Regions from separate parts of the Homo sapiens genome. Here regions 2, 3 and 4 are each linked to region 1. The links are chromatin contacts, found by Hi-C or POLR2A ChIA-PET in ENCODE. All regions are on one chromosome and are shown on one strand. The core of a region is the stretch at or near the end of the contact, and the rest is flanking DNA. Distances in the headings are between cores, read along the strand shown. Region 1 overlaps ACYP2 (acylphosphatase 2). Region 2 holds the start of SPTBN1-AS1 (SPTBN1 antisense RNA 1). Region 3 overlaps SPTBN1 (spectrin beta, non-erythrocytic 1). Region 4 holds the start of SPTBN1-AS2 (SPTBN1 antisense RNA 2).

Region 1 (2,797 bases), core at 61-2,560:
GTACATATATACAACATGTATATGTGTGTGTGTGTGTGTGTGTGTGTGTGTGTGTATAAAGAGAATGTGAGGAAATGGCTCATGCAATTATGATGGTGGGCAAGTTGGAATTTGTAGGGAAGGCTGGCAGGCTAGAAATTCAAGTAAGAGTTGATATTGTAGTCTTGATTCTGAAGCCTGGAAATGGTTAGAACTTCTATGTTGTAGTCTGGAGGCAGAATTTCCTCTCTCAGAAGCCTCAGTCTTTGTTCTTTAAGTTCTTCAATTGGTTGGGTGACACCCACCCACATTATGGAGGGTAATTTGCTTTACTTAAATTCAACTGATTGTAAATGTTAATCATATCTACAAAATACTTTTACAGCAACTTCTAGACTAAAATTTGACCAAACAATTAAGCACCATAGTCTAGCCAAGTTGACACATAAAATGTAACATCACAGGCCTCTTGCATATGTTATTGTCAGTAAGCCAAATTAAAGATAATGGTAGCTAGCATTTTTACTAACTTGGATTCAATATTTAGTGCAACTCTGCAGTAATAAAGATGTGAATTATACTGTAGCACTCCAAAATTGAGTGAATAGGACATGAAACAAAAGCCATGAACCATGATTCTTATCAGTTTGGATTTTTTCCAGAACATTTTTTGAGTCGGTCTTCTGCAATGGTATTGTTCTAGTTTGTTCTTTGAAACTCAGCTTTCAAGTTCTGTGTGTGCATTCAATATTGGGCAATTTTGAACGCATACTTAGAAGAGCGGCCAAAATGTAGATTAGAGAGAGAAGGTCAAACAACTTCTCATCCTGTGCAATTTCTGCAATCCTAAGCCTGTTATAACACAGAGTGTTCCAGGACCTCCCACAGATCCATGAAATGTATTCTCTGGGTTATGGTCTGCATGTGATTTGCTGTTCCTTGATGTCAAGCTTGCTGTTCATCTGACCCTCAAGATCCAGTCAGAGTCTTCAGTCACACTCACCCTCTAATTTTTTTGTATGTGTGTCACCAAGTTTTTGTCTTCTGTAATTCAGTTCACACTAAAAAAAAAAAAACTTTTTATTTCCCCCCTATATCCCTAAAGTGGTTCTTCCTCTTTCCCTCCCCTCTTCTTCCCTCTGTCTCTCTGATTTCTCAGTTTGATCCTGATGTGAATAACATACTACCCTTAGTCTTACATTTCTAATTTTTACTTTCTGTGGGAAACTTCCATCTATGTTTTTCTTTTTTCTTTTTTAAATCCTTAGCATAGTAAATGGAGGTTTGTTGTGTGGGTGTGGGAGCCGGGGGTGCAGGGGGTGGGATGTTTCTTTTTAATTGTTAGAGCTTGATCTCTACATGACTTTCCATTAGCTTGGAATCATGTGACTCCCAGGGTTGGGCAGGAAATTAGCTTTTGTCCAGAAGAGCAGGATACAACAAAAATTATTTTCTTAGCTCCAAAGGCCTCTTTGCTGCAGAAGCCCAAATTGAAAGAGTGGCTTAGTGATTCACTTAAGTCATTAGACAGCCTGCTGATAAGAATTAGTTTAGATTTTGAAAAAAAAGGGAGACTTTTTTTTTTCAGGGCTAAGTATAGGTCTCAGTTATAGAGAAAAGTAAGAGGAAAAATTGTCATATGCATACAGTATTACATAATATTCTATGTCATAAATCAAATTTTATGGGAGTAGGCATTTGTTGCATTGTGTCCTCATACCCAATTGTGTGATTGTGTGTGTGTGTGCATATATGTTCATTGAGGCAATTTGTAATAGAAAGTTTATTGGATTTTACTTTGATTTCTCCTTTATTAAAGTATTGAGGAAATGACAAAAACAATTCTTTGCTTTTACTTTTTTTTTTTGGCAAGCTCCACTTTTAAAACTGTTTATTTTTACAGATGTATTTCATCAGTTCTTAAGAATGAAGCTAGGAATGTTTGCTGGCTTCTCAGTTAGTACCACCCAGAAACTGAAAAAAATCTGTTTTCTTAAAATATGACATTGGGGGGAAGTAGAGAAACTTTTCATTTTTGTGACCTATTGGATTTAAAAAAATATATTTAAATAATGCATTTTTAATATTGCTGTTTAATGTACTGCTTATCTTAATTCCATATTGCTTTCTGACTCTTGGTTGTTGTACTTATTATTTTATAGTTAATAATTGTAATGGAAGGGGGATAAAAGTTCATGTTTTATTTTCTCTGGAAAATTTGAATACCCTGTCCATCCTAGAATTGTTTCTTATTCAGAGAGCCTCCTCCAGGTAAGTCTCCAAGAATTTTGACACTTAATAATCAAGTGTGACTCTCTGATCAGTCAACAAGTACACTTCTTATAAGGTATGTCTTAAAATAACAATATTAAGACATTGTTTGGACTCATTTTCTTTGGACCAGACTAGAATAAGCTGAGTGAGAAAATGACCTGGAATGGTTCATTCCTTCATTTCGCAAACATTTATTACGCTTCTCAGTTGTAACAGGTGTTGGCACCGTCCTATCTCTTCAGAAACTGACAGTTCAGTTTGAGACAAAAAATGAAAGCATTTACAATTCAGTATAGAGACTGTTAAAAAAGGGGTTCCTTTTCCTGATTGCATCCCACCATTTCTGGCCATCTTCACTCTATTCCTGCCATGTTGAGCTTTGAAGTTGAGGAATAAAGCAGAAGCAAGGATGGAAAAAAACTTACTTTGCAATCAATAAATAAAATTTAAATCAAGGCCGGCGCAGTGGCTCACACCTGTAATCCCAGCACTGTGGGAGGCTGAGGCTGGCGGATCGCTTGAGGCCAGGAGTTCAAGACCAGCC
Region 2 (2,849 bases), core at 252-2,751, 350 kb after region 1:
GATGCAGTTACTTCAATTACAAGTGCCCTGGGGACTGAGGTGAACCTGGGGTGGGGGACCACGTCTTTACTACATATTGGGATCCCTGAGGAATGAAATTACCTTCTTCAGTGAGTATTGCTGTAGGGCTCCAAACTGGAAATGCCAAAAGTGTAATTTGTTGTCTGCCTGTTTAGGTAGTGAGGAAAAAGGGGGGACAGGAGGGTGGAGAGAGAGGGGGGAGATCTAGAGTCAATTTCCCAAGAATACATTTTGATCATTCTCTTTTCTATGTGGAAGATTTCATTTTTGGTTGAGATTGGTGGGAGAAGAAGCTGGGAAGGAGAGATTTAAAATTTTGGAGAACCACAAGTTTAGAGGCCTTGTTTTACAAATCAGAGTAGGAATTTGAGGGTAGTTTCGGTTCCCTCATCTCCCCTCCGGATCATAAACAACTCCAGGTCAGGGATCTCGGCGGTGTTTACCTGTGTACCTTTTTCCCACAATGCCTTGCAAATCGGTGCTCCCATAAATCTTCCTTGCGTCGAATTCCTATCATAGGCCCGTGTTATTCCAGGAAACCACCGCCTTCATATCCCCTGATGGCAGCGTAAGTCAGCCGAGATTCTTCACTGAGCCCGAACTTACACCTCCCCTGGCTGTGGCGCTGCACAGCGCCCTGAGAGTGACTTTGTCTGACTTCTTCCCGGTGGCTCGCCGGGCCGCCGCCGCGTGGTTGGCGCCAGCGCACTGGGGCAGTCGCGCGCGCCCAGGTGCGGGCCGCGTTACCTCAGCAGACGCTAGAGAGTGAATGAGCCGCGCGGGCCCGGGACCCTTGGGGCTCTTCACTCTCCAGGCCGTCCCGTGGGCGCGCTAGCCTTTTCAAGTGATAGTAATCGGAGACTTTTCCGTTACATGAGGCTCAACAAAAGATTGTAATTCCAGCAGCTCTGTTTGGGAAGGCACTACCGCGGCGAGTCCAGGGCCCGGCCGGGGGTCGGCGGCTGCCGGGCGGCTGGGGCGACCGCGGACCGTGCGGGACCGGTAGGGGGTCGCGGGCCGGCTAGGCTCCCCCGCGCCCCTCCTCGTGGTATAGCCTGCATTTCTAATACAATGCTGTTATGCTAATCAGGTGACATCACCGCCCAGCACACGGCGAGTGGCTCCTGATAAAATTACAAACCGGCGGCCGCCGCGGGCAGCTGGGAGGAGGTGTGCGCGCTGCGCCCGCGAGCTCCCGGGCTCGGCAACCGTGGCATGCTTAGGATTGGCCATATTTAAAAGTTCTGAAGTAGAACCTGCGCCTCCTCTCTGCTTCTCCCTCCTCCTCAGTAATTTATTTCGAGCTTCCAGGCAAGGGCCACGGAAGAAGGGAAAGCAAGAAATTAGATGCCTGTGTGGTAACTCCTCGCGGAGCTAAGGTGGACTCTCTTGCAGCCAACTTCCCATCAGATCACCCTGCTGGACTTGCAGACCGGAATGGGGCTCGCCTAAGGAGCCGAGCGCTGCGGAGGCTGCTGCGTGTTGGATGGGAGTGGGAGGGGGCTGGAGCGAGATTTCCAGGGCGCAGTCCTCCGGGGCGTTACGCCGGGCATAATGGAATTGCAGAGGACGTCTAGTATCTCCGGGCCGCTGTCGCCGGCGTACACGGGGCAGGTGCCTTACAACTACAACCAGCTGGAAGGCAGATTCAAGCAGCTGCAAGGTAAGCCCCCTCCCAAAGGCCGGGCCTGTCCTGGGTGCCAACGGGGGTTCTTGGAGGCTTTATTTGTGACCCTAATGAAGACGGGCGGCTTCACAGCTCGGCCCCAGACCCTGTGGTTGGCTGCGGGCACCCCATTCACGACTTAGGGAAGGCAGTTGCTCATACTCCACTCCAGAAGAGCTACCATTTGGAGTCCCTGTCTCTCCAGCACCTTTTTGGCTTTCTAGGTTGTCAGATAACTGCTGCACACACATTTTCTTTACTTTTAGCTAACTTTACCTCCTAGTAGATCAGTGCTCATAGACTTATTAGTATGCAGGTATTTGATTCCGGGTCGCCTCTGGCTCCCAGCCCCCAGCCTCTTACCTCTGGGAAGCTTTAAAGGTGTAAAGTGCCGTGCTCAGACCCAGTCCTGTAGAACAATAGCAAAGGGGAGGAGGGAGGGGTCTTTTTGTTCCTAAGCCTTTGGTAAATTACAGTTTTTTATTCAGAAGCTTAATTTTAATTTTTCTGATGTGTTGGGAAGAGCCTTCCCATCTATTTAGTGGGCTATATAATTTCTAATGAAAGCCGGTTATTGTCATTTCAACCCTATGGGTTGGATTAGTTGGATCAATTACAGGTTTCTTGGAGTCTTTTTAAGGCTCAGACAATTGAATGAGTCCAATATTTTACTGAACATATTTTTAGGGAGAGCAGAAGCCTGTGTGTGCACCAGTGTGCTGTTTTCCCTGCGGCCCCTGCACCCCTCAGCTGTCCCTGCCCAGCCAGCAGGCCCTGGCCAGCAGTGTCTCAGAGCTTATACATGAAAAAAGGTTCCTAACTGAAAACAGAACTCCTTCCGTTTGGAAGCCCCTGGAGTCAGTAGTAGGCTGGGAATGGCTCTAGCACTGTAAAAAAGTAGTATTCGAGGACTGTGTGTTTCTTATTTTAACCTCCTCAGTGCTGCAAATGTGGTTCCTGTGAGGAGGAGGAAGGAAGGAAGCCGCTCAGCCCTAGAATGTTTTTCATTGGGAAGAGGGGGGAGGATGTCTTTCATTCATTGGTTTATTTGTCTTGTGAAATAGTTGACAGTAATGACACTTCTCTGGAAAACGAGGCAGAACAGGACGTGATTTTAAACATTTGCTGGGCTGTGCCACATTCCTCTGGCAGTTAGCTCAGA
Region 3 (3,013 bases), core at 343-2,842, 410 kb after region 1:
ATCCCCTTAAGTAAACTTTTTTTCTGTGGCCGTTAGGTAAATACCGTCCTTGGACTTAATGAGTACATGTGTTTGTTAATGTTCTGCTCTGAGCGGGAGAGCATTGCATGAATGGGCACATGTGACTAGGCAGTAACTCGGGGTTCATCTCTACTCTGTTGGGTGATGTGTCTCTACCTCTGCTCTCCTGTTTCTAGCCTAAACCCACCAAGGGACGAATGCGCATCCACTGCTTAGAGAATGTGGACAAGGCCCTTCAGTTCCTGAAGGAGCAGAGAGTCCATCTTGAGAACATGGGGTCCCATGACATCGTGGATGGAAACCACCGGCTGACCCTTGGCCTCATCTGGACCATCATCCTGCGCTTCCAGGTAAGGGTCTCTGCCCAGGGTTGCTCAGAACTTAGGCCGACCTCTCAGGTATGAGCATTGTTATAGAGCTGGCCTCCCTGTATCAGAGGGATCGGGAAGACCAGGTTGAAAGCATGTCTCAGAGTCATGTGTGTCATATCCAGCCCTCAGAATTGAATGCTGCCTCGTAGGCACGTGGAAGCTACTACATCCTCCTGCAATTGTACTAGCCCTGGTAATCTTAGCTTTCCTGTCAGACACATCTCAGCGGCCCAGGGGCTTCTAGGCTGCATCCCAGCCCGCCACTTTGCTGGCACCTGCTCTAAACATCTGGTCTCTGCTGCTTGGCTCTCAGGAGCAAAGGTATAAGGACGTGGCCAATGCTAGGTTATTAGCTTAGACTGCCTCAACTTCACTCAACTATGACATGTGTTACAGAACATTTTTTGGCAAAGCTGTTGAGGGTTATGGCATGTGTGTGGGCTCCATTTTCACCTTCTCATTCTCTTTGGATGTGAGGAAGCAGTTTGCAGGAGGAAAGTACAAAACTCTTGTGTTTCTTTGAATTGATGATGCTTTATGGGTTTTGTTATACTTGAGGAGGAAGGCTCTAAGTATAGAAGTATTTTAAGCCGGAAGGTACTCTCAAGGTCATTTTGTCCACTTCTTTCACTTTATGAAGAAATCGGGGACCCACAGAAATTTGAAACCTTGCCTCTGATGACACAGCCAGCCAGGGCTATAGTGGGTGCCTCTGACCCCTTAAGAGAGAGCGCTCAGCCTTTTGGGACTGTGCACCACCACGAGCCTGATTATTGGTTCTTTCTCCAGGCTCATGCTTCGTACTCATGCGTTCCAATTAAAATTGGAAAGGCAGGAACAACTTTGTACCATAGTGTCAGGTTTCTCTGCGAACAAATATTCTAACAGTCCTGTCTCCTCAGTGACTGTGTTCTCTTGCCATTCCTTCCTGTTCTGCCCCTTTAATAAAGATCTGTTTTGATTTTTCTGGGTAAACAAAAACCTCACACAAAAAGGAAAAACGAAAAATCAAATTATAACTTGCTTTGTTTTCTTATTGAAACTCTGAAATCAGCCTGTCAACAGTCCCTTTTCCTTCTCACTTGCCCTACGATTGGGCTTCAGTTAGTGTCGTGATTATATATGTGGGAAGAAGGGGTAGGGGACTAGAATGAGTTACAGGAAGAAATATCTTCCTGCCTGGCTGGTTCCCAAGCTGGCTGATCATCTGATGCCTTTGGGAAACCCTTTTAATAATTCAGGTTCCCAGGGCCCAGCCCTAGTAGTTCTGATTAAGTAGGTCTGAAGAGAGAACCACTGTTGAAGATGGTACAACATCATTAAAGGAGTTAATTACAGCAATCAAGGACATTTTTCCCCAGATAGAACTCTTACATTTCTGTTATTTAGTTCCTGAATGATTTGAAAATGGAGTAGCCATTGAATCCACTAATTACTGCTCTTGTGTCTTATGGCAACAGAGGTGAAATTATTAGCAGTACACTCCTCTAGCTTCACCCCAGTTTTATGGAGTAAAATGTTGTATTTCTGTTAGCTTTGGCCTGCAATAATCAGAGCGTGGAAGGCCATCCTGACTGTGGGCTATCTTGACAGCGGGTCAGCACCCAGGTCAGGGAGCTGGCACACACAGCCCTTTTCAGGATTCTCAGCGTGAATTGCTTTGAGTCATTGACTAATTCGCTTCCTGCCAGTTTGCATATTCCTATAATTCAACTTGTAAATGCTGATGTGTATTTTCTCCCTTTCTGTTGAGGTGAGAGGCATAGGCTGCTGATGTTACCGCGTGGCCTGCAGTGTTGTTGTCTTAAATGACTCAGCTTTCTCCAGCAGCTTTATTAAAACATTACCTATTCTACAAAAATAATATGATTATGAATCAGCCAAGGCCCAGCTGTAGATATCCAGCATATCTATAAGGATACTCCACATATCCTTGTAGATACATAGGGTCAAGCTTCCCTGTGTACCTACAACGGTCTCTCCTTCCACCAGCTCCTGAATATACGGTTTTACAAGTTCCCAGTGTGTGTGTATGTGTGTGTGTGCGTGCGTGTGCTCTCATTGCTACCAGGATATGGCCTACCCTATATGTGCATAGAAGTGTCCATTAAATACTGATGATGACACAGATTTTATGATGCTGCCCCTTTAAAAGAGAGTATAAGGGCCAGGTGCGGTGGCTCATGCCTGTAATCCCAGCACTTTGGGAGGCCAAGGTGGGTGGATCACTTCAGATCAGGAGTTCGGGACCAACCTGGCCAACATGACGATACCCTGCCTCTACTAAAAATACAAAAATTAGCCAGGTGTGGTGGCAGACACCTATGATCCCAGTTACTTGAGAAGCTGAGGCAGGAGAATCGCTTGAATATGGGAGGCGGAGATTGCAGTGAGCCGAGATCACACCACCGCACTCCAGCCTGGGCGACAGAGACTGTCTCAAAAAAAAAAAAAAGTAAAAGATGGTGAGAAACTGGAGTGGAAGTCTCTAAGTTTGCCTAGTTTAAATAGGGAGCTGTCTTCATTTCAGAAGGGTAGGCTTTGTTTCCATATGGGCAAATCTGGAAACAGATACCCTTCACACAGAAGTATAAGAAAGCCAATGGGTTAATGTGTGTAAA
Region 4 (3,218 bases), core at 334-2,833, 470 kb after region 1:
TACTCCTGCCTGGGCAACAGAGAGAGACTCTGTCTCAAAAAAAAAAAAAGCATTCTTCCTTTTTTTTTTAACTCTAACAACCCACTGGCCCACATGCCTCAAATCCTACATAGTTAAACATCACAAGTACCTATTCTGCATACAATTTTTACTTACATATGCATCATAAACATTTTGCTGTGTTTCTACAAGACTTTGTGATGCTTATTTCAAGGACTATTGGTAGTTTTCCACAAGTTGATGCAGCATCAGGCATTAAAATGCTCCCCAGATGCTGAGCATTTAGCAATAACACCATTCTCCACCAAAGAGGCTTGTGTTCCCAAAATTACAGCTCTTGGTTCTTTTTGAGAGCAGTTTTCTGGGGGCATAAACTGCCCCCTGGTATGGCTACTGCACAGACCATATTCCCCTTTAATCACGTGCCTTGGTGCAGGGTACGCATCTACTAACCACTTTCCCCTTGTGGAAATGTTCTCCCAGGGGAGTCATTCTCCTGCCCAGCCTCAGAGAGAGCCTTGATCTCAGCCGCTCTGACAGCTTCAGTCACTTTACATTTCAGGAAACTGAATATAGGTTCTAATCTCTTTGCTCTCTAAAAGCTTCTGGGGTCCTAATGCAAATTTTATCACCCCTAGTTTAACACACTGTAAGCCCACATCAATAATTTTCAAACACAAGCACACAAATAATTTTTATCTTACCAAACACCCTCCCAAGCTTCTTGGCAATTGCCAGGTCAGAAGCTAAGGACACGTTTACAGATTTTTGCTAAATATTCCTATTACTCCTTTCCAAATTACTTTCCAAACAGTGTATCCATTTAGTTACTAGCTATAAACAAAGGTACAGTCAGTCCTCACTTAAGGTTGTCAATATGTTCTTGCAATCTGAAAGTAAGTAACACCAATTTTACCACAAGCAAATTAATATTCCTATGGTTTATTTCTAGTCACAAACACATCAAAATTCTAAATAAAAACCAAAGGCCGGGCGCGGTGGCTCATGACTGTTATCCCAGCACTTTGGGAGGCCGAGGCGAGTGGATCATAAGGTCAGGAGTTCAAGACCAGCCTGACCAACATGGTGAAACCCCGTCTCTACTAAAAATACAAAAATTAGCCGGGCATGGTGGCGCATGCCTGTAGTCCCAGCTACTCAGGAGGCTGAAGCAGGAGAAACACTAGAACCTGGGAGGCAGAGGTTGCAGTGAGCCAAGATTGCACCACTGCACTCCAGCCTGGGCAACAGAGTGAGACTCCGTCTCAAAAAAAAAAAACACTTCTGATATTAACCACTGAAATAAATATGAGCTATACATACATTTAAGAAAGATAAATAAAAGCAAGTAAGATAACTTACTCAATAATAACAGTTCTCTAGGTTGCCGGAGTCTCCAGTCTCCGGTTGCTGTAGCTCATTCCAGCAGCTCAGGGCTTAAAGTAAGAACCAGCCCTGAACAGGACACTGTCACATCGCAGGGCACACTCACACACACCCCACACTCACACCAGGACCATGTAGACATGCCGGTGAACTGAACATGCACCTCTTTGAGGGGTGGGAGAAAACCAGAGCATCCAGAGCAAAACCCCTGTGGACGTGGGGAGAGCATGCAAACCACACAGACAGTGGCCCTGGCAGAGAATCAATTTTTTTCTCATCATTAAAAAAAAAAAAAAAAAGTTGAATGAAATGACATTATCTGAGGAACTGTTCTCGTTGTTGTGCTACAGAAACAATTGTTTTTGTTTTTAGTAACTATCATATGGCACCTCAAGCTGTGAGTTTCTTTGACTGCTAGCTAGGGTCAACTTTTTCTCCTGTTTTTGTCATCTTTCTTTTTTCTCTTTCTTTCTTTCTTTCTTTCTTTCTTTCTTTCTTTCTTTCTTTCTTTCTTTCTTTCTTTCCTTCCTTCCTTTCTTCCTTCCTTCCTTCCTTTCTTTCTTTTTCTTCTTTCTTCTTGCTTTTTTTTTTCCTTTTTGTTGAGATGGGGTCTTATCTGTCACCCAACCTGGGGTATAGTGGCATGATCACGGCTCACTGCAGCCTCGACCTCCCAGGCTCAATCGATCCTCCTGAGAGCTGGGACTACAGGGATGTGTCACCACTTTCTTTTTGAGTGAATTGAATTGTTCATTCATATCTGATTTACTGAGGGTTCTGAATCACAAGCCACAAAAACCAACTCTGGCTAATTTAGCAGAAAAGGAACTTATTAAGGCTCCCAGAATCTCCAGGAGGACAAGGGCACCAGGCTTAGGGCTTATACAGCCAGGAAAAATGTCCAAAGTCCAGCCTAGGGCAGGCTCCTGGAACTCGTCACTGGACTCTGACACTGCCAGGTGCCCACCATGACACCATACTGTGCGCAAACCCTGCTGTGGGAATTGCTGTCTTTGACAGCAACACGCTGCTGCAGTGACAGCTGTCCCTGCCACTGCCCTCACAGAACAGATTCTGCCAGGCTCCCCTCTGCACATGACCAGCCTCTAATTCAAAATCATGCAGGTGTACAATTGACAGATACTGGCCATGGATCTGTGCCCTTGCTGCAAGTGCAGCTGGGAAAAGACCTCATATTCTGCAGAAGGAAGGTTCTGCCCCTTGAGGTTACAGATTCTGCAAACACAGGAACAGCGTTTAAAAAGTAGCTGGCTGTGTGAATTTCCCTTTGCTGCTATACCAAATTACCACAAACTTAGTGGCTTCAAACAACATAAATTTATTATCTTACAGTTCTTCCATAAGTAAGAAGTCTGACACAAAAACTCACTGCATTAAAATCAAGGTGTTGGCAGGGCTCTTTTCCTTTTGGGATGCTCTAGAGGAAATTTCAATTCCTTGCTGTTTGCAACATTTAGAAGCTGCCCACATTCCTTGGCTCATGACCCCTTCCCCATATTCAAAGCCAGCAATAGTGATCAAGTCTTTCTCACACTGCATCACTGTTGCCATCCTCTGCCTCCTTCATCTACTTTCAAGGACCCTTGTGATTATATTGGGCCCACCTGTGTAATCCAGGATACTCTCCCTGATATGGTTTGCCTCTGTGTCCCCACTCAAATCTCGTTTTGATTTGTAATCCGCACAGGTCGAGGGAGGGAGACCGTTGGACCATGGGGGCGGTTTCTCCCATGCTGTGGTCATTGAGTTCTCAGGAAATCTGATGGTTTTGTAAGTGTTTGGAAGTTCCTCCTTGCTCCACTCTCCTGCTG

The links. A loop is a pair of places that touch in the nucleus more often than their neighbours do. ChIA-PET counts read pairs that join two places held with the same protein, here RNA polymerase II (POLR2A). Pooled maps may share reads with other maps.
Region 2: a loop to region 1 is called in a map of esophagus muscularis mucosa, with 4 times the contacts of the local background. The contact joins the promoter of SPTBN1-AS1 here to the enhancer-like site in region 1. A Hi-C loop is called at or near these places in 1 of 168 maps with a recorded cell type or tissue (esophagus muscularis mucosa) and 6 of 50 pooled maps. POLR2A ChIA-PET finds 5 or more read pairs at or near these places in 3 of 52 experiments (AG04450, BJ and Panc1).
Region 3: a map of endothelial cell of umbilical vein shows a loop between it and region 1 (2.3-fold over the local background). The contact joins two enhancer-like sites. A Hi-C loop is called at or near these places in 1 of 168 maps with a recorded cell type or tissue (endothelial cell of umbilical vein) and 2 of 50 pooled maps. POLR2A ChIA-PET finds 5 or more read pairs at or near these places in 1 of 52 experiments (activated T-cell).
Region 4: a map of heart right ventricle shows a loop between it and region 1 (2.1-fold over the local background). The contact joins the promoter of SPTBN1-AS2 here to the enhancer-like site in region 1. A Hi-C loop is called at or near these places in 1 of 168 maps with a recorded cell type or tissue (heart right ventricle) and 3 of 50 pooled maps. POLR2A ChIA-PET finds 5 or more read pairs at or near these places in 3 of 52 experiments (MCF 10A, Panc1 and activated naive CD4-positive, alpha-beta T cell).

What each region holds. Positions count from the first base shown.
Region 1 is chr2:54,207,152-54,209,948 of GRCh38, forward strand. All of the region lies in intron 3 of ACYP2 (acylphosphatase 2), which reads left to right. Among named protein-coding and RNA genes, the nearest start is that of TSPYL6, 48 kb to the right of the region's middle. Within about 2 kb of position 1,311, at least 2 of the 41 ENCODE cell types and tissues checked have a DNase peak (open chromatin) inside an H3K27ac peak, as active enhancers do.
Region 2 is chr2:54,557,204-54,560,052 of GRCh38, forward strand. SPTBN1-AS1 (SPTBN1 antisense RNA 1) reads right to left here and starts at 1,502. Exons shown (of 4, transcript NR_185881.1): 1 at 465-1,502. The region is part of intron 2 of SPTBN1 (spectrin beta, non-erythrocytic 1); the gene reads left to right. RefSeq lists a silencer at 900-1,039.
Region 3 is chr2:54,611,964-54,614,976 of GRCh38, forward strand. SPTBN1 (spectrin beta, non-erythrocytic 1) reads left to right here. Exons shown (of 36, transcript NM_003128.3): 4 at 198-371. Among named protein-coding and RNA genes, the nearest start is that of SPTBN1-AS1, 55 kb to the left of the region's middle. Within about 2 kb of position 1,593, at least 8 of the 41 ENCODE cell types and tissues checked have a DNase peak (open chromatin) inside an H3K27ac peak, as active enhancers do.
Region 4 is chr2:54,678,462-54,681,679 of GRCh38, forward strand. SPTBN1-AS2 (SPTBN1 antisense RNA 2) reads right to left here and starts at 1,584. Exons shown (of 3, transcript NR_186176.1): 1 at 1,363-1,584. It overlaps LOC105374653 (a long non-coding RNA gene), which reads left to right. Exons shown (of 3, transcript XR_940104.2): 2 at 3,095-3,218.